2 separate regions of the Homo sapiens genome follow, and region 2 is linked to region 1. The links are chromatin loops, found by intact Hi-C in ENCODE. Cell type or tissue: OCI-LY7. All regions are shown on one strand. Links, peaks and the distances in the headings refer to the core of each region. The heading gives the core; the rest is flanking DNA. Region 1 overlaps SLC6A20 (solute carrier family 6 member 20). Region 2 overlaps CCR5 (C-C motif chemokine receptor 5).

Region 1 (8,819 bases), core at 311-8,310:
TTTCATCCAGAATGTACGTAAGTTGGGGCAGGAGAGGGGAACTCAGTGTTGCAGGCTGGCTACAAGTTCTCACGTGCTTTGCATATATGAGCTCCTGGCAGCTCCCATTTCGTTTCAGCCCAGCTGAGTGTAAGGGGTTGATCTGCAGATGGAAGCTCCAACCTCACAATGTGGCTTCTCATGGCCACTTCCAAGGTCCCCCATGTTGCTTAGTACTGAGTGCGTGAATAAGACTATAAGTCCCTCTTGCATGTAACTGGTGTCTTCTCACCCTGGGCAGGCCGTCCAGGGCACTGGCCTGGCATTCATCGTCTACACAGAGGCCATTAAAAACATGGAGGTGTCCCAGCTGTGGTCGGTGCTCTACTTCTTCATGCTGCTGATGCTGGGCATTGGGAGCATGCTGGGGAACACAGCGGCCATCCTCACCCCTCTGACAGACAGCAAGATCATCTCCAGCCACCTGCCCAAGGAGGCCATCTCAGGTCAGCGGGGCCAGCCAGTGGAGGAGGCAGGGGTCAGGAGGGCCAAGGCGTGGGGGTGAACAGGGGAGAGCTCCCTCAGGGGTCATGGGCTGGTTCAGGTGGCTACAGGGGGTTGCAGCCACCTCACCACGGTCCTGCCATGTCTTCTCACAACCTGGGACCTGGGCCATGTGATTCACCCTGTGCGTTCCATTCTCCACATCACAGGGAAGTGAAGTGGCCACCCCAACCCAACTCCCCAACCTGACATTCAAAGTTCTCCAGGCTAGGAGAGAACTCGATTTTGTTTCTGTTCATTTTCATTGAAGTATATTATATATATTTCAGACGGAGTCTCGCTCTGTTGCCCAGGCTGGAGTTCAGTGGCGTGATCTTGGCTCACTGCAACCTCCATCTCCCAGGTTCAAGTGATTCTCCTGCCTCACCCTCCCGAGTAGCTGGGATTACAGGTGCACGCCATGACACCTGGCTAATTTTTGTATTTTTAGTAGAGAAGGGGTTTCACCATGTTGGCCAGGCTGGTCTCGAACTCCTGACCCCAGGTGATTCGCCCATCTCAGCCTCCGAAAGTGCTGGGATTACAGGTGTGAGCCACCACACCTGGCCTGAAGTATGACCATTATAAAGTGTACATTTCTTAAGTACAAACTCAGTGGATTTTACATATGTATCCACCCAAGGAACCACCACCTAGGTCAAGATACAGAACATTTTCCACACCCTAGACAGTTCCTTCACACCCCTTCCCAGGCAGTATGCACCCCTGGAGTTCACCTCTATTTCTGACTTCTACATTTTAGGGGTTTTTTTCCTTTTTTTTTTTTTTTTGTTTTTAAAGAAACAGTCTCACTCTGTCACCCAGGCTGGAGTGCAATGGTGCGATCTTGGCTCACTGCAACCTCCACCTCCCAGGCTCAAGCTATTCTCGTGCCTCATCCTCCTGAGTAGCTGGGATTATAGGTGCACACCATGATGCCTGGCTAATTTTTGTATTTTAGTAAAGATGGGGTTTCCCCGTGTTGGCCAGGCTGGTCTCAAACTCCTGACCTCAAGTGATCTGCCTGCCTTGGCCTCCCAAAATACTGGGATTACAGGCATGAGTCATTGCGCCTGGCCTTCCTGTTCCTGAATTTCATATGAACGAAGTCCTATTGTACACACTCTACGTCTATTGTCTTCACTCAGAATCTACCTGTGAGATCCACTCATGTTGTTTCGAGCAGCGATCGTCTGCCCCTTTTTGTGCCTATACAATAATCCATTGTAAGGTGACATACCACAGTTTCTTTATCCATTCTGCTGTTGATGGACATTTCAGATCTTAGGAAATGAGCTGGCTTTTCCAATTACATCTCTCATGGTTTCACTCCCTGGCCCATCTGCTCCACTCCAATCAGGCAGTGCCTCAAGGACCCTGTGGCCTACACTACTCCGTCTCTGAAAACACCATTCCTTGACATGCAGGATGAATCAAACCCAGCTCCCAGGCCATCTCCTTCAAGCCCCGACCACTCCAGTTGGAGTTGCCCCCACCTCTTCAGAGTGCTGCAGCACTTAGACCCCCTCCTCAGGCCTGGTCTTTGTAGCCAACACTAGGTGTGCCCATAGCCTTCAGCCAGCGCATGGCCCCTTTCTCCTTGTGTGTCCCCGTCGGGATAGCAGGAGGGCTCGGTAGCTGGCAGTGTACGGTGTGCTAGTGGAAAGGGCAGGTGTGGGCTCTAGACTCAGACATGCATGGGGTCCCCAGGGAAGGCAGCTGGAGGGGCCTGGGATGAAGGCCCAGGTTCTGGAGGCTAAAGGGCCTGGGTCTGAATCCTCACTCTGCCATGGATGTGCTATGGGATGTCGGGGGAGCCTTAGACATCTCTGAGCCTTGCCTTCCCATCTGTGAAAGGGGGCTCCGGACACCTGCCTCAGAGGCCTAAGGGTCCAACGCATTGCAAGTGCCTGGCACAAGGGAGGATCTGGGTGGACATTTGTCTCTTCCCTGCCCCACCCTCTTCTGGGTGGAGGCAAGTCCTCTCTAGGAAGTCCTGATGGGGCCACTCCATATTCAAGCCTCCTCCCCTGATTCATTTCTCATGAGCTCCAGGGCTGAGTTGTTGGGATAAACAGCGGGGGTTATAATTGTAGACCCACAGCCTGGGCGGGATCCTGGAATGACAGTGCCCACTACGTCTGCTTGTTCATTGAGCTTTAAGCTCTGCCACCCCTGCAGGGCAGCTCAGTGAGTCAACATCAGTGACCCCTGCCAACACGCTTCGGGACACCATTGTGCCCCCTGCCCCACACACGTGGCACACACCTTCAGAGAGTCCAAACCATGACAGCTCTTTCAACCCATGTGGATGAAGCAATCAGCCAAAATTCCCTGAGGGCCGACGACCCCACTGTCCTGTAGAGAACTGGTAAGCAGTAGTGGGGGGGTCTCGGGCAGGTGAGCAGCTGGTCTTGTGGCCCCCAGGTCTGGTGTGCCTTGTCAACTGTGCCATTGGCATGGTGTTCACGATGGAGGCTGGGAACTACTGGTTTGACATATTCAACGACTACGCGGCCACACTGTCCCTGCTGCTCATCGTGCTGGTGGAGACGATTGCCGTGTGCTACGTGTACGGGCTGAGGAGGTGAGGAGGCCCAGGACCCTCATTTGCATAGGGAAAACACAGCCACAGAGGCCACGCCCCTCAAGGAAAACAGCTGTTTCTTGATGCACATCTTCACCTCTTCTTTAAGCTTCGCATCATGACTCAACGTTTGTTCTTTGCCCGCAGATCTCAGCTTATGCTCTGCCTCTATTCCATGCTCAGTTTGCTTCAGTGAATATCTTTTTCTCTATTCCCTGTACTTTTGCTTTGTATCATAGGCTGTTTTAGGGTTGACCCTGCTGGACCCCCACAGCTTACTGGGGCAGGGAATTGTGCCTCCAGGCACTGGATGCTCTGATCATCGGCCAACATCAGTATTTTCCAAGAACCCTGACCAAAGTCCAGTTGATAACTTAGACCTTAGAAAATTTGGCAGATTCAAAATTTAGTCAGTGAGGTTCTCAATCCCAGTGCACAGCACGGGACTGGAATGTTTTAGTTCTCCCCAGGTGATGGAATGTGCAGCTGGGGCAAGAGCCACTGGTCTAGAGCAACCTTCAAACTCGAGTGTGCCTCAGAGTCCCTTGGGCTGGTCAAACACAGCTGTGAGACTCACCCCCAGGGTTCTGATCAGGCAGGCCAGGGGAGGGCCAAGAATTCACATTTCTAGCAGGTTCCCAGATGAGTCTGGCACCCACACTTTGAGAACCACTGGCCTAGAGAGCTTTGCTACCTCAAGTGTGGTCCCTAGAGCGGGAGCAGCAGCAACAAGGCGCTCGTTGGGACTGCAGAAGCTCGGGCCCACCCCATCCTGCTGAATCAGATCCTGTATCTTCACACTATGTCCAGGGGGCCTGAGGCACATCACAGTTTGGGCAGCGCTGCTCTAGTGGGTGCGGTTTGGGCGAGGAGGCTGTGCCACGTTGTTTTCTGCCCTCTTCCCCAGTCTTTTTGATCCTCTGTGCTGGTTCAGGGTGGGGAGGGAGACATTGACAACACTCTGGGAGGCAGGCATCCCTGAAGCAGCAATCCCTGCTGTGTCCCCGGAAAGGCCAGGGTCCCGTGCCATGCTGAGGGATCTCCCATGATCCATCAGGACATAAGTTAAACAAAGCCAAATTGATGTCTTTCCCGTAGGACTTCTCAGAATCTTAAAGACAGTTGTGGATCCCAAAGAGAGGGTTAGAATTGCAGCATTTCCAGACTTACTTGGTCAAGGAATGCCTTTTCACCCTCCTCTCACCCGACTCCCACCCTTAGCTACTAACATTTTGAGGACACTAGTGTTAAGGGGACCAACTCTCCCTGTTTCCCCAGGATTGAGGGGTTTTCTGGGACGTGGAACTTTCAGTACTAAAATTGGGAAAATCCCTGGTCACCTAGGAAATGCCAGTCTAGAGGGAGAAAGAGATTGGTCACTGAGAGGGTGAGTGTTTCAGGATAAAAAGAGAAGGTTGGGAGAGAGGAACAGAACCTAGGGCCCGCTGGAGGTCACTAGATGGGTGAGGGGCACAAGTCCATCAAAAAGGGGCTGGTGAAGGGAGACAGAGGCAGAAACAAACGTGCCTTGGAGATGTCGTAGGTGGACTGACCATGTAAGTGGCAGGAGGGGAGTGCTTCGGCTTGCTCAGGTGACACCGCCATCTAGTGACCACCCAGCAACAGTGTCCTGGGGCTTTTCTGCAGCCAGCTCTTCCCAACTTTCTCCATCCAGGAAAGGGGGGGGGGTTATGGGGGTGTGAAGGGACAAGAGGACCCCCAACACTTTTTCACCTGTCTGATTTTGAAAGCCCCAGGTTTTCGTGTCACATACATGAGCCTTCATGGCCTGCAGCCTAGAGTCCAACTACGTCAGCAGCAGCAAAGGGCAGGTGGTGGTCGCCACACAGCCTCGCATGGACACCCAGGACATGCAGCAGGTCCCAGGGAGGGAGGGGCTGTGGCTGCAGCTGGTGACGTCACACCCACACCACCCCAGCCCCTCCCGCCAAGGCTGCCTCTTCCGCTGTAGGGAGCAGGTTTAAAGGCTCTGGGCTGGAGGCAGGAGGCCAACCCAGGTTCTGGGCCTGGTCTTTACCAAGCCCTAAGGAAGAAGGCATCGCAGCCCTGGGCCTTGGTTCCTCCTGTGTGAAATGGGGAGTTTCGTTGGGCCAACATCTCCCAAAATGCCAAAGATACTTTTTATACTGTGTACGTGTATTCAAAAACACACGTACTTAGTTTGTCAAGTCGATGAGAAACTGGCTGCTGTTGTGCTGCTGCTAACCGTAGGTTTAAAAGTAAAGAAGAGGGAAAAGAGAGCTACAGGCATGATGGAGGTGGTGATGGTGGCTGTGGGCAACGCCTTTGGGACTCACTGCCCTGGCCACTCTAGACCAGCTCCAGCAGGCCAGGGCTACGGTCCTTCAGTCCGAGGTTGGCTCTTCCTCTGTCCCAGAAAACCTGCTCTGGTTTCAATGGACCAAGTGATTCTGCTCCGTGGTGTTTCTACTGGGAAAGGGAGTCACTGATTGACAGGGGCGGGCTGGGTAGGGGGGTGGGCAAAGCCGCCCAAGAAGTCCCTGTCATTGATGACCAGCCTGACAAATGTCCATCCCCTGCTGCCTGTGCCCACCATTCCTGGAGGCTGCCCTCTGGGCTATGCCAGCAGCCTTCATCTGAAGGCTGGCATTAGGAAGGCGTCTTCTGATGTCCACTCTCTGCGGGTTGCTTGCTCCGTCATCCCTTCTGGGCAGCCTCAGCCCTTCTCCCCTCCCCACCGCAGCACTCGTCTCTCAAGAAGGTGTCACAGAGGAGCCCAGTGGCCAAGCTCAGACATCCTTTACCACCTAGAACAGAATGTTCCTTTGTGAATAGGGACAGGCAAGCTGGACGCCCTGACCTCCGCAGCCTGGTTAATCCAGACTTTCTCTCCCTGTTTTCCAAATAGATTTGAAAGTGACCTTAAGGCCATGACCGGCCGAGCTGTGAGCTGGTACTGGAAGGTGATGTGGGCTGGCGTAAGCCCACTGCTGATTGTCAGCCTCTTTGTCTTCTACCTGAGCGACTACATCCTCACGGGGACCCTGAAGTATCAAGCCTGGGACGCCTCCCAGGTATCTACTGTCTCCGTAGGGCTGGCGCTGGGCCCCCATGGCCACTGAAAAGCATGGGCCATTCATTTTCCGAAACCAGGGGACTATTTCCATGGTGTGGGTAGGTTATTTGTCACGACATGGAAATATCACTGAGGTATTTTAGAAATAGTCCAGCACGGAGGAGCTGGGCTTTGAGCTTTTAGGTATGTGCTTCAGTGGGGCGAGAGGAAGGCACTCCTCCAGAGCTTCCCCATCCACCTGTCCCCCGGAAGCTGAGAAAAACTCCCGCTGCAAAGGCGCCAGCTCCTGCCTCCTGAGCAGCGCTCTCCTCCGCGCCTACCGCAGCAGACAGCACTGACAGAGAACGTTGCTACCTTCACGGGAAAGTCCCATTCCAGGCTAAGAGTAGTCGCCTACAGTTTAGGTTCCCTGAAAGTTGCCTTAGACATAAGGTGCTTGATTATTACCATGGTTATTCATTATGGGTAGCTCCAAACAATAGCTCTACACCCACTGGTTCAAGTAGTTACTATTATTCCTAGTTTATGGAAGAAAAAGAAGGTGAGGGCAGTTAGGCTCCTGGCACATTTGCTAGTGAATTGCAGAGCCCGTGGCCCCAGGAGTGAGGACACCGGCCCCACATGCTCTCTGCCCACGTCACATCACCTCCCCATCACGGATGGGCCCTGAGGCCCAGGGGCAGTGCTCAGCAGGTGCTCTCTGCTGACACTCAGTCTCTCCTTTCAGGGCCAGCTCGTGACCAAAGATTACCCGGCCTATGCACTGGCTGTCATCGGGCTGCTTGTGGCCTCCTCCACCATGTGCATCCCCCTGGCGGCCCTGGGGACTTTTGTTCAGCGTCGCCTCAAGAGGGGAGACGCAGACCCCGTGGCCTGAGATGTGGGCTTCCCAGCCGCTCACGGTTTTACAGATACTATTTACAGGCGGAAACTCCTCGGCTGCTTTTTCAAATGCTTAAGCCAGGAGTGCTCAGCCCATCAACTTCCTGAGTGTCTAAAGAAGATGAGGAAGGTGTGCAGGAAGAAAACTCCCTTGGGAGAACGCACACCCTCCCGTGGTGGCTGTTCCTCCCTGTCACCTGCCTCCTCATCATGGAAGGGGGTGGGCTATGAAAGCCGGTCTCAAAGATAACTGCATCCTTCATTCCAGGAAAGCCCTAGAATTAGGGCACATTGCAAACTGAAATATGACTATAATTCTTATGGGACCAAATTTAAGCAATTTTTGTTTTTGGCTGAAGAGACACCAAAATATTAGAGGACAAATATTTTTAGATCCATTTAAGGAGTTTTGAAGTGCCTAAGATGACCTATTTGTCAGTGGTGCAAAATTAATTCTCTTCTTTTTTGAGTTGTAGTGAATATGCAATTTCTGTGTTCCCCTTCCACCCTTTAAATCTTAGGATGACAAGTTATAAAGAAAGAAGATCTTTGTCTGGGACCCCCAAAGGGATCCTTTCTCTAAGGTCTCTGACGGTGGGTCCAGGACCAGACCTCTCTACAAAAAATTGCCCCAACTACAGTTTGCAACCCCAAACCACATTAGAAGTCTGTGCAGACATCCCTCCGTGGTGTGTGTCTTGGTGCATTGGAAAAGGAGTCAGGAGCCACTGTGAGGTGAGAATGAAAGTGGATCTCAGCTGGGCACGGTGGCTCACGCCTGTAATCCTAGCACCTTGGGGGTCAAGGTGGGTGGATCACTTGAGGTCAGGAGTTTGAGGCCAGCCTGGCCAACATGGCGAAACCCCATTTCTACTAAAAATACAAAAAAATTAGCTGGGAGTGGTGGCATAGGCCTGTAATTCCAGCTACTCTGGCTGCTGAGGCACAAGAATCATTTGAACCTAGGAGGTGGCGGTTGCTGTGAGCCAAGATCATGCCACTCCACTCCAGTCTGGGCGACAGAGCAAGACTCTGACTCAAAAAAAAAAAAAAAAAAAAGTGGCTCTGACTTTCCCATAGGCTTAATATTACATTTGGACATCGTGGCCAACTCTATCAAGACCACAAATACCACTTACAATTAATTTTAAATTATTCATCTGTACATAGTTTTCTAAAATGTATATAATTCAAACAGAGCATCTTGTAACTGAAGACACACCATATCTATGATATCGCATTAGTCCATGTGGGGAAAAGAAAGATCAGATTGTTACTGTGTCTGTGTAGAAAAGGAAGACATAAGAAACTCCATTTTGATCTGTACTAAGAAAAATTGTTTCTGCTTTGAGATGTTGTTAGCCTATAACTTTAGCCCCAACTCTGTGCTCACAGAAACATGCGCTGTAATGAATCAAAGTTTAATGGATTTAGGGCTGTGCAGGATGTGCCTTGTTAACAATATGTTTGCAGGCTGTATGCTTGGTAGAAGTCATCGCCATTCTCCATTCTCGATTAACCAGGGACACAATGCACAGCAGAAAGCTGCAGGGACCTCTGCCCAAGAAAGCCTGGGTATTGTCCAAGGTTTCCCCCCCACTGAGACAGCCTGAGATATGGCCTCATGGGAAGGGAAAGACCTGACTGTCCCCCAGCCCGACACCTGTAAAGGGTCGGTGCTGAGGAGGAATAGTGAAGGAGGGAGGCCTCTTTGCAGTTGAGATAAGAGGAAGGCTTCTGTCTCCTGCTTGTCCCTGGTAATGGAATGTC
Region 2 (8,819 bases), core at 357-8,356, 620 kb before region 1:
AACACAGTGCCATAAAGTTGTGAGGCCCTTTCCATCCATTACTTACAAAATCATGCTGTTGATTTCATACCCATGAGCCCCTGGCTGACTCTGGTCGGCCAGTGCTTCTCTCTCACTGCAGAGAGTGAGCTGGATTGCCCGCTATGTCTAAGTGCACTGTTTGGGGGAGCACATCCTAATCTGAAGAAGAAATAGCCATTATTAGCAAATTATTAAAGTGGCTAACTGTTACCAGAGCTTTTATGTGCCAGGCACTGTGTTAAGCCCTCAACATGCAATTTCTCATTTATCCTCTGAACAAACCTGTAAGGCAGATACTATTATTAGCCCCAATTACAGATTAGAAAGCTGAGGCTTGGAAACAGTAAGCAACTTGCATAGTAATTCAAATCTAGGAAACACTGATGCCAAAGTTCAAATTATATTAATATTTATTATTTATAATATGCCAGACTCACACTGTCTCCTACAGTAGCCATTGGCCACATTTAAATTAAATCATGGAAAACATTCAGTTCCTCAGTCACACTGGCCACATTTCACCCTGGCCTGGTGGCTACCATTTTGGATGATGCAGATACAAAGCATTCCCGTCATTACAAAAAAATTATATTGGATCTCCCTGGTCTAGATAATTTATACCCCAACACAACCCTGTCAGGTTGCTATTAGTAATGAAGCAGCATCATTTGTATGGGGTAATACACAAGGTTCGTTGCCTCATGCCAAGGAAATCAAGGATGCTAACACATGAGCAGTGAGTTTAAGAGCGGAAGTGTAATAGGCAAAAGAGAAAAGGTCTCTCGTGCAGGAGGGGGTTCCGAGTGGATCTCCCAGTTTCACGGTAAAATGCATGGGGTTTTATAGACTAACTTGAGGAGGCGGTGTCTGATTTACACAGGGCCCAAAAGACTGGTTGGACCAGGTATGCCATTTACATAGCACGGGAAGAAGCTGGCCATCTCACCCTAATCTTTTATTATGCAGAAGGGTTCTCTACCTGGCCCGTGCCATGTTGCCTGTTCCTTTACTGTACACTTGGTTGACAAAGAAAAGGGAAGATGGAGAATCCATGTTGAACATGCCTGGCCCCCAGATAGCCTTTTCCTATTGGCACAGCTGCCGGCATTCACCCGTGCAAGCTTCCAGCTTGCTTATCTATGTCTGCAGCTCAATTTTACAGGCTTCTCTTTGTTAGCAAACAAATGATTTTGGGGCTGCTTTTTGTTAAAAGGCAAATCTTACCGAGGACTCTCTGACCCTCACTAACCACCTAAATAATTTCTTTTTAGCTCCTGTATCAGTAACACCCCAAATTACTACTGGAAATCCTTTTAGATCCTGAGAGCCAGAGACGTTAAGTCACTTGCCCAAGCTCCCACAGCCCCAAGGCTGGAACTCGAGTCAGTCTGACTTTCAAGTCCCTGCCCTCTTCTCTGCTGGGCTCTGCTTTTTGGCACAGGAAGATTGAGTTAGCCAATCAACAGAGTCCTTATTTGATTATATGTCAGGAAACCATTAGGATTCTCCTAAAAAGGATTTTTGAATAGTCTTTGGTAATGGCAGTAAACCTAAGTAGAGGAATTTTAAAGTGAACATAGACAATATTGAAATTCTCCCATTAGTTTCTTATTTTTAATCTTAATTACATTTTATTATATTCAGCGGTATGCAGTTTCAAAAGGAGGAATTGTCTTGACTCAAAACCAAAAAGATTAAGTTATCAGATATCTGCTCTTCAGTAAATAGTAGGAGGTGTTTGTGTGTGTGTACATGTGTTTAAACCATATGCCAGGATGTATAAGAGTTGACAATTTAAATCTAAATTCTAATTCTCTGCAGAATTATCATTGCCTGATCAGGGCTGGCATGAGTTCCCAGTTCTTCAGGAATAATGCTTTCATGGAAAGAGTTAAGAAGGATGGCTCACTGCAGGGATAAGGAAATGGGGGGAGAAGAATCCTTTAGCCACATAAGCAAAATCTATATTTATTTGAGAAACATCTCAGACAGGCCCTTTTCTATACAAGAGACTTCTTCTCTATTGAATTTGAAGTTGCCAAGCTCAGCATGGGCGCCAGACATCCCACTTCTGTTTACTTTTCACTTGGAAAGGAAGGGTGAAAACATAACCCAAAACCAAAAATGAAAGTGAAATACTTGGAGCCTCAAATACAGATCTTTGGTATTGCCAATGAAGTCTAGATTCACATGCTTTAAAAAAACCAGCTTGGGGAATGTTCTGTTATGAAAGTTGAGACTCTTCCTGGTGCACATGCCACCCCAGGCCAGGCAAAGTCTTGCTCAGACAACAGCCCTTGCTGTCAGTCCAACAGGCTTTAGGCAGTATTTCTCAGACTTGGCTACACTTAGAATCACCTGGGGAGCTTCTACAGTGGGGAACCACAGGGCAGCAATGCAGGCAGATCGAATCAGAACTATTTGAGGTTGGATTTAACCTCACTATTTGTAAAACTCCCTGAGTGACTCCAATATGTTGGCTTTTGTGAATTTATTAGCACACAGGTGCTGATCGTGAAGGGAGTCACGAGTGCTCCTACTTTCCCTACTCAAAGGCTCATCGCTGGCGTGCCACTGGGAAGCACCATCAAAACATGCCGCTGTTGGAGCCCACTCCAGACCCACGACATCAGAGTCTCTGGGGCTTAGGGCAGGCAATGCTCTTCATTTATAAAGCAAAGGGGTTGGGCTCACTGGTCCTCAACAACCTTTTTGTTTTCAAACCATAGGATTCCATAAGAGGGTTTGATGTAAACGAGGTGATAATGTAACTGAGTATTCCCTTTTTTCTAAGTAAAAGGGAATAAGTTACAATTATTTTTTAAATTATTTTCTCTTTTCTCCTTTCCTCTTGTACCCCACTTTCTACTTAGCCCTTTAGAAATGCAAATCTCACCTTTTACTTCCCCTTCACCAGACATTCTTTACAGGGCAAGTTCATCTAACTATATGCTCCAAGACAGAACTTTCTAGAGAGTTAACAGCTGATTTACAGACCAAAGCATGATCTCCATGGAACTCTCACCCTTCAGGGGGTTGCCATGGAACTCACCCTCCAGAAAGGCAGGTTGAAGGCATGCCCACTATCCACTCCCACCTAGAGAGTTTTAGGCCACTTTTTCAACTTATTTCTGCCTATGAAAGTGCCAATTCAACTGCCTGGATAGATCAGGCACCATGCCAGTGTGCAGACCCCCTGCCCTTGCTCACTTCCTCCCCTGCCTTTTCAAAGTGCCTGCTTTCTGCTCCAAAAGCAAAGCAGTGCATTTACTATTTATTTATTTATTTATTTATTTATTTATTTATTTATTTTGAGACAGAGTCTCACTCTGTCACCCAGGCTGGAGTGCAGTGGCTAGATGTCAGCTCACTGCAACTTCCACCTCCCAGGTTCAAGCGATTCTCCTGCCTCAGCCTCCCGAGTAGCTGGGATTACAAGCACCCGCCACCACGTCTGGCTAATTTTTTGTATTTTTAGTAGAGGCAGGGGTTTCACTATATTGGCCAGGCCGGTCTTGAACTCCTGACCTTAAGTGATCTGCCCTCCTCGGTCTCCCAAAGTGCTGGGATTACAGGTGTGAGCCACCACGCCTGGCGAAGCAGTGCATTTAGAGGCAGGAGGCTGCACCTCTTCCCTGAAGGAGGTTTGGAATAAATCATTTTCTTTATATCTGACCTCGCTCTTGTTAATTGGATTCTGCAAGCAATGAGTGACTAATCTGCGGTTCAGTTACAATAACAATAATAGAGAAAGGAGAGTGCGAATGATAAAGAAATTTACCATGGTGTATATGTGCCACATTTTCTTAATCCAGTCTATCATTGTTGGACATTTGGGTTGGTTCCAAGTCTTTGCTATGTTCATGTCCTTTGTAGGGACATGGATGAAATTGGAAACCATCATTCTCAGTAAACTATCGCAAGAACAAAAAACCAAACACCGCATATTCTCACTCATAGGTGGGAATTGAACAATGAGATCACATGGACATAGGAAGGGGAATATCACACTTTGGGGACTGTGGTGGGGTGGGGGGAGGGGGGAGGGATAGCATTGGGAGATATACCTAATGCTAGATGACGAGTTAGTGGGTGCAGCGCACCAGCATGGCACATGTATACATATGTAACTAACCTGCACAATGTGCACATGTACCCTAAAACTTAAAGTATAATAAAAAAAATAGAAGTAAAAAAAAAAAAAAAAAGAAATTTACCAACATCAAATCACATTTGATTATTTCAAACACTTGGTACCCACAATCATCAGATATACAGGATTATAGAGAGAAACAAGGGAGGAGCTTGAAGCATTTTATGCAATATGAAAAATGCTTAGTCACAAAACATTTTCTGATCTTGTTGCAAGCTCATGAGAGCAGCACACTGCAGAGATTGGTCTGGGTGTTGGAACCTTCATTCCACGACAGGCATCAACCTGTACCCCGAATGGAGACTCCTCTCGGTTTTCAGAAATGATGAATGTGAGCTGTGCACTACCTACCCTGAGCCGCTGTGGAAATACCTCTTTTTCACAACTGGGATGGTGCCGGCAGAGACAAACATTAAAGAGCTGAATGTGAAAAGCCTCCTCGTGTGTCTTCTCCATGGCCAAGTCTGGAAGTTGAACACCCTTGCTGGTTTGCCAATGTGGCCTCGCGGGGGCAGTATGACCCAAGGCTTGCCATGGCTTCCTAGCTTGTAAAAGATTCACACTCTTCCATGAATGCTTTAAAAAAACTAGTGACCACCCAGAGAAACAAAAATAAGTCCCCAAAACATGACAGAATCACAATGACACAAAACGGATTATCAAACCACGTAGTAACAATAAGGAGGCAAATAGAAGTCAGTCTTGTAAAATTGCTTATAGAAAATTAGGAAGGAAATATATATTATATGCATGCATATTAATATAAAGATATATGTCATATGACAATATATATTAATTATATAAAAATATGTATTTGTATACAGAATCTTAAATATTAAGGGTTGACTCTGTTTTGGAAAAATACAAGCAACTTTTACAGTGAATTTTATTTCAAAGTATAGGAGCTATCGAAATGTTTTCACGTTTTTGCCTCTTCTGTTCAGCCTTATCCCCGAGGGTTGTGGAAAATCTCCACGTACTCTGACAATAAGTAAGTGGATGTGTTAACAAGCTACAAGGAACTGCAGTTAGAAAGTTCATGATTTGTTGGCCGGGCACAGTGGCTCATGCCTGTAATCCCAGCACTTCGGTGGGAGGCCGAGGCGGGCAGATCACGAGGTCAGGAGATCGAGAGCATCCTGGCTAATACGGTGAAACCCTGTCTCTACTAAAAATACAAAAAATTACCCAGGCGTGGTGGTGCATGCCTGTAGTCCCAGCTACTCAGGAGGCTGAGGCAGGAGAATTGCTTGAACCCGGGAGGCAGTGGTTGCAGTGAGCCGAGATCGCACCATTGCACTCCAGCCTGGGCAACAGAGCGAGACTCCATCTCAAAAAAAAAAAGGAAAGTTCATGATTTGTTTTCTGGTTCACATTTCTGCTTCTAGCCCCCAGGGTAGTTGGTGGTAATTCTTATGTTTTCATTATAAGTGTTAACACTTGAGCAGTTATGTTTGCATTTGGAGCTCTATCTCTCCCCGTGATAGAAAATAAATGATTTGTAAATTTAATCATAACAGTTGAAATGCCATTGCATCTTAATTTATTCAGAGCGATTTAAACTAAGAACCCCTGGAGTACAAAATGTAAACAGAATCCCAGTTTATGAATTTTCACATTACTCTTCCTAAGGACAGTCACCTCTACTTTGACTTTATCCATGGCATGCAATCTCCTCTTTGATAGAGACCTCTGGGTGGAGACAGAAGGTACGTTCACCCCAGAGTTGGTGAATAAAGTCAGATCCTGAAGGTCGTGAGTTGAAACTCCAAGGAGTAAAGGCATGGGCCTGGGGAGGTAATGGGGACGGGCTCTGGAAAGGCTGGCAACACTGCAAATAGCTTTTCTTCGTGCTAACGTTGGAAGACATTTAATAAGATGGAAAAGGAAAAACGAGCAATTGACATGACTGCATGTATGTCAGCCACAAAAGCTGATACCTTCAAACCTCCCTGCCGCACTGCCTTCCTCCTATGGGATGGATCTCCCTTCTCCATGGCCCCTTCCTTCTACCCTAACCCCAGCCCCCTCCTGCCCTTCCTTGGTTCATTCTACCTTTTACCCTAACAGATGAAAGGCAATCCTTCAAGTCTTGGTAGGGACAAGCTGCCCTTCTAGTCAGATCAAGCTGTTCTGTCTTCTGCTCATTTCATGCACCTCCAAATAGGACCACGGGCAGCTTTTGCATCTGCTGCCCATGACCTGTGCTGGGAGATGAGTGTGCAGTGACTGAAAACCAGCATGTTCAAAATGTGAACGTGACCCAGACGGGTCCCCTCCACCTGTAGCACCTGTCCTCTCTCAGGGTAAGAGACTCGTGCACATAAATCCAAATGTACATGATTGTCATGACTGCAATTAGAGCCAAGTTTTGGGGAGGGATTTTAAATGAAAGAAAAGCATCCTCATTCTCACATATGATGTGCCTACAACTCAGGGCTGCGGGTAAGTGACCAGGCCATGACGTTGCATATCTTCTTCATTTTCAAACATAGACAACTAACTTATGGCACCAATTCTCTTTTTTAAAACATGGCAATTCTTTTGAGTAGTGGAATTAAAATTTGAATTTTAAAAGTTTTCAAGTCAATTGCTCAGCAACCAGCAACCTTACTCTTAGAGGTACCATCTCTAAATACAAACTATTCTGGCAATTTGTCTCAGGAAAAGGGTCAATTTTAAAAATTATTTAAAAGAAAATACAAAAATACAATTATCTCTCTCTTTGTATACATCACACACACATGCACACACACTAAGGAAGAAAACAGCTGCTTATAAAATGCTCTGGCAGTTTTATGTGCTATTCTCTAAATGTACACTTGACTGAAAGAGCAAGAATATAATGAATTATTTTAGAAGGTGTTTTTTATTAGATGCATATTTTCTTTCAAGCAATTTGTAACTTTCACATACATAAGAATATGCAAATACTAAGATGTCAGAATGTCTTTGACTTGGCCCAGAGGGTAGGGTCCTATGCTACTGTTGCACTCTCCACAACTTAAGAGCAAAAGGAAAGACATTTCCCTTCGTTGCTTCCTGCTGACAGCCACAATGCTCACCGTTCATATTCAGAGGCTGAGAAAGTCAGTAGCACCTCTTATTATTCTGACACCTTCATTCCCTGAGTAGTTCTCACCACTTACTATTCCCTCACCTTACCTGTACTATGATGGTTTTAGCCATCCCCCAAATTCAAAACAGTCTCAAGTATGTGCACAATCATATGAGACAGAACAGAAAAAAACCTCTCTCTCTCCCTTTGAAATGAATATACCCAAACACTAAGGGGTATATTCATTTCAAAGGGAGGGAGAGACGATTTTTTCTGTTGCTTCTGGTTTGTCTGGAGAAGGCATCTGGAATAAGTACCTAAGGCGCCCCCCCCACCCCCATTCAGTCTGAAATACGGAGGCTGGTAAATTGTACTTTTGTGGGTTTTAAGGCTCAAGGCAGCTTATTTCCAAATGAATATGTCCCTTCCCCCCTTTGCCTATTGACGGTTAAATGCAGAAAATGATACCTACACTTGTGTGCACTGGGCAGGCAGCATCTTAGTTTTTCAGGCTTCCCTCACCTCTATGGGACCCCTTTGCTCAATGCTTTGCTCAGTGCTATCCCTGAATGAGTAACTAAGAGTTTGATGCTTATTGAATGTGTAGTATGTGCTAAATGCTGCCTGTGGTTGCCTCATAGAATCCTCCCAACAACCCATGAAATGACTACTAGGTAATCAATCCTCACCTAGATCTCATGTGTGAGCTGAAGTATGTTCCTAGACCTCATACCTCGTGTATTCATAAATCTAGTCTCCTCCTGGAGACCCCTCAGTATTTCAGCTGGGATGGGAAGGAAATCTATGAAGTCAGAAGCATTCAGTGAAAGACAGCCTGGAGTCTGGGTGAGACTGTGTTCAAGCTCTGCAAACCAGACCCATCCTTTTACACCAATCCATCTTCTTCTTGACCTAAACCTCCTCCTCCTCCTTCTGTGCTTGATGTCTTTTCAAGGGTTTCTCCAATCTGCTTGAAGACTAGGGATTCTCTCTGACTCCTCTCTGACCCTCACTTCCAACCCAAATCCACCCCAGTTCTGCTGACTCTGCATCCTCATATGCTGCACGAATACCTCCCTCCTTCCCATCCTTACGAATACCTCCCTCCTTCCCATCCTCACGCCTTGAGCTTAGCAGAGGCCATCCTCACCCTGACCTGAGGGCTGTTGGTGGTCTCCTTGCCCTAAATGCTCATCCTTCCTGACCCTCCTTTGGCCACAGAGTAAACCTTCTGCAACACCAACCAGGATCTCCCTGCTCAGCTCATGACTTAGACGGAGCAATGCCGTCAAGGTTCTTCATGATCTAGCCTTGTCCTTCCTCCCCATGTCTTCCCAACCAGCTCTGTCTCCTTCTACAGCCAAGCTTGCCCATGCAGTGCTTGCAGTGAGGCTTCTGTCTTTGCCAGCAATAGATGATCCAACTCAAATTCCTTCTCATTTAAGAAGCTTCCCCAGCTCTCCCAGGCCACAAGTCTCTCGCCTGGTTCTAAGTCAGTGAAACTTATTAACCATACCTTGGAGGGGAAATCACACATGAAAAGTGTCATTTCTTTACTAATCATATTCATGTCTTTTCTCCCCATAG

Evidence for each region. Peaks named below come from ENCODE experiments on the same cell type or tissue, not always from the same donor. Only the 100,000 strongest peaks of a DNase experiment are listed, where the experiment ranks them.
Region 2: a loop joins it to region 1, with 2.9 times the contacts of the local background. A loop is called at or near these places in 12 of 110 quality-filtered maps.

Annotation. Positions count from the first base shown.
Region 1 is chr3:45,757,203-45,766,021 of GRCh38, reverse strand. SLC6A20 (solute carrier family 6 member 20) reads left to right here. Exons shown (of 11, transcript NM_020208.4): 8 at 281-485; 9 at 2,950-3,109; 10 at 6,000-6,165; 11 at 6,895-8,819. The coding sequence ends at 7,044. Among named protein-coding and RNA genes, the nearest start is that of SLC6A20, 35 kb to the left of the region's middle. In OCI-LY7, for the core only: a CTCF peak has its summit at 4,735 (motif pointing left); a DNase peak (open chromatin) is centred at 4,691.
Region 2 is chr3:46,374,412-46,383,230 of GRCh38, reverse strand. It overlaps CCR5 (C-C motif chemokine receptor 5), which reads right to left. Exons shown (of 2, transcript NM_001394783.1): 2 at 7,025-8,819. All of the region lies in intron 2 of CCR5AS (CCR5 antisense RNA), which reads left to right. Among named protein-coding and RNA genes, the nearest start is that of CCR5, 7.9 kb to the right of the region's middle. RefSeq lists an enhancer at 2,503-3,004 and a silencer at 4,616-4,725. In OCI-LY7, for the core only: CTCF peaks have their summits at 4,444 and 4,663 (motif pointing right); a DNase peak (open chromatin) is centred at 4,670.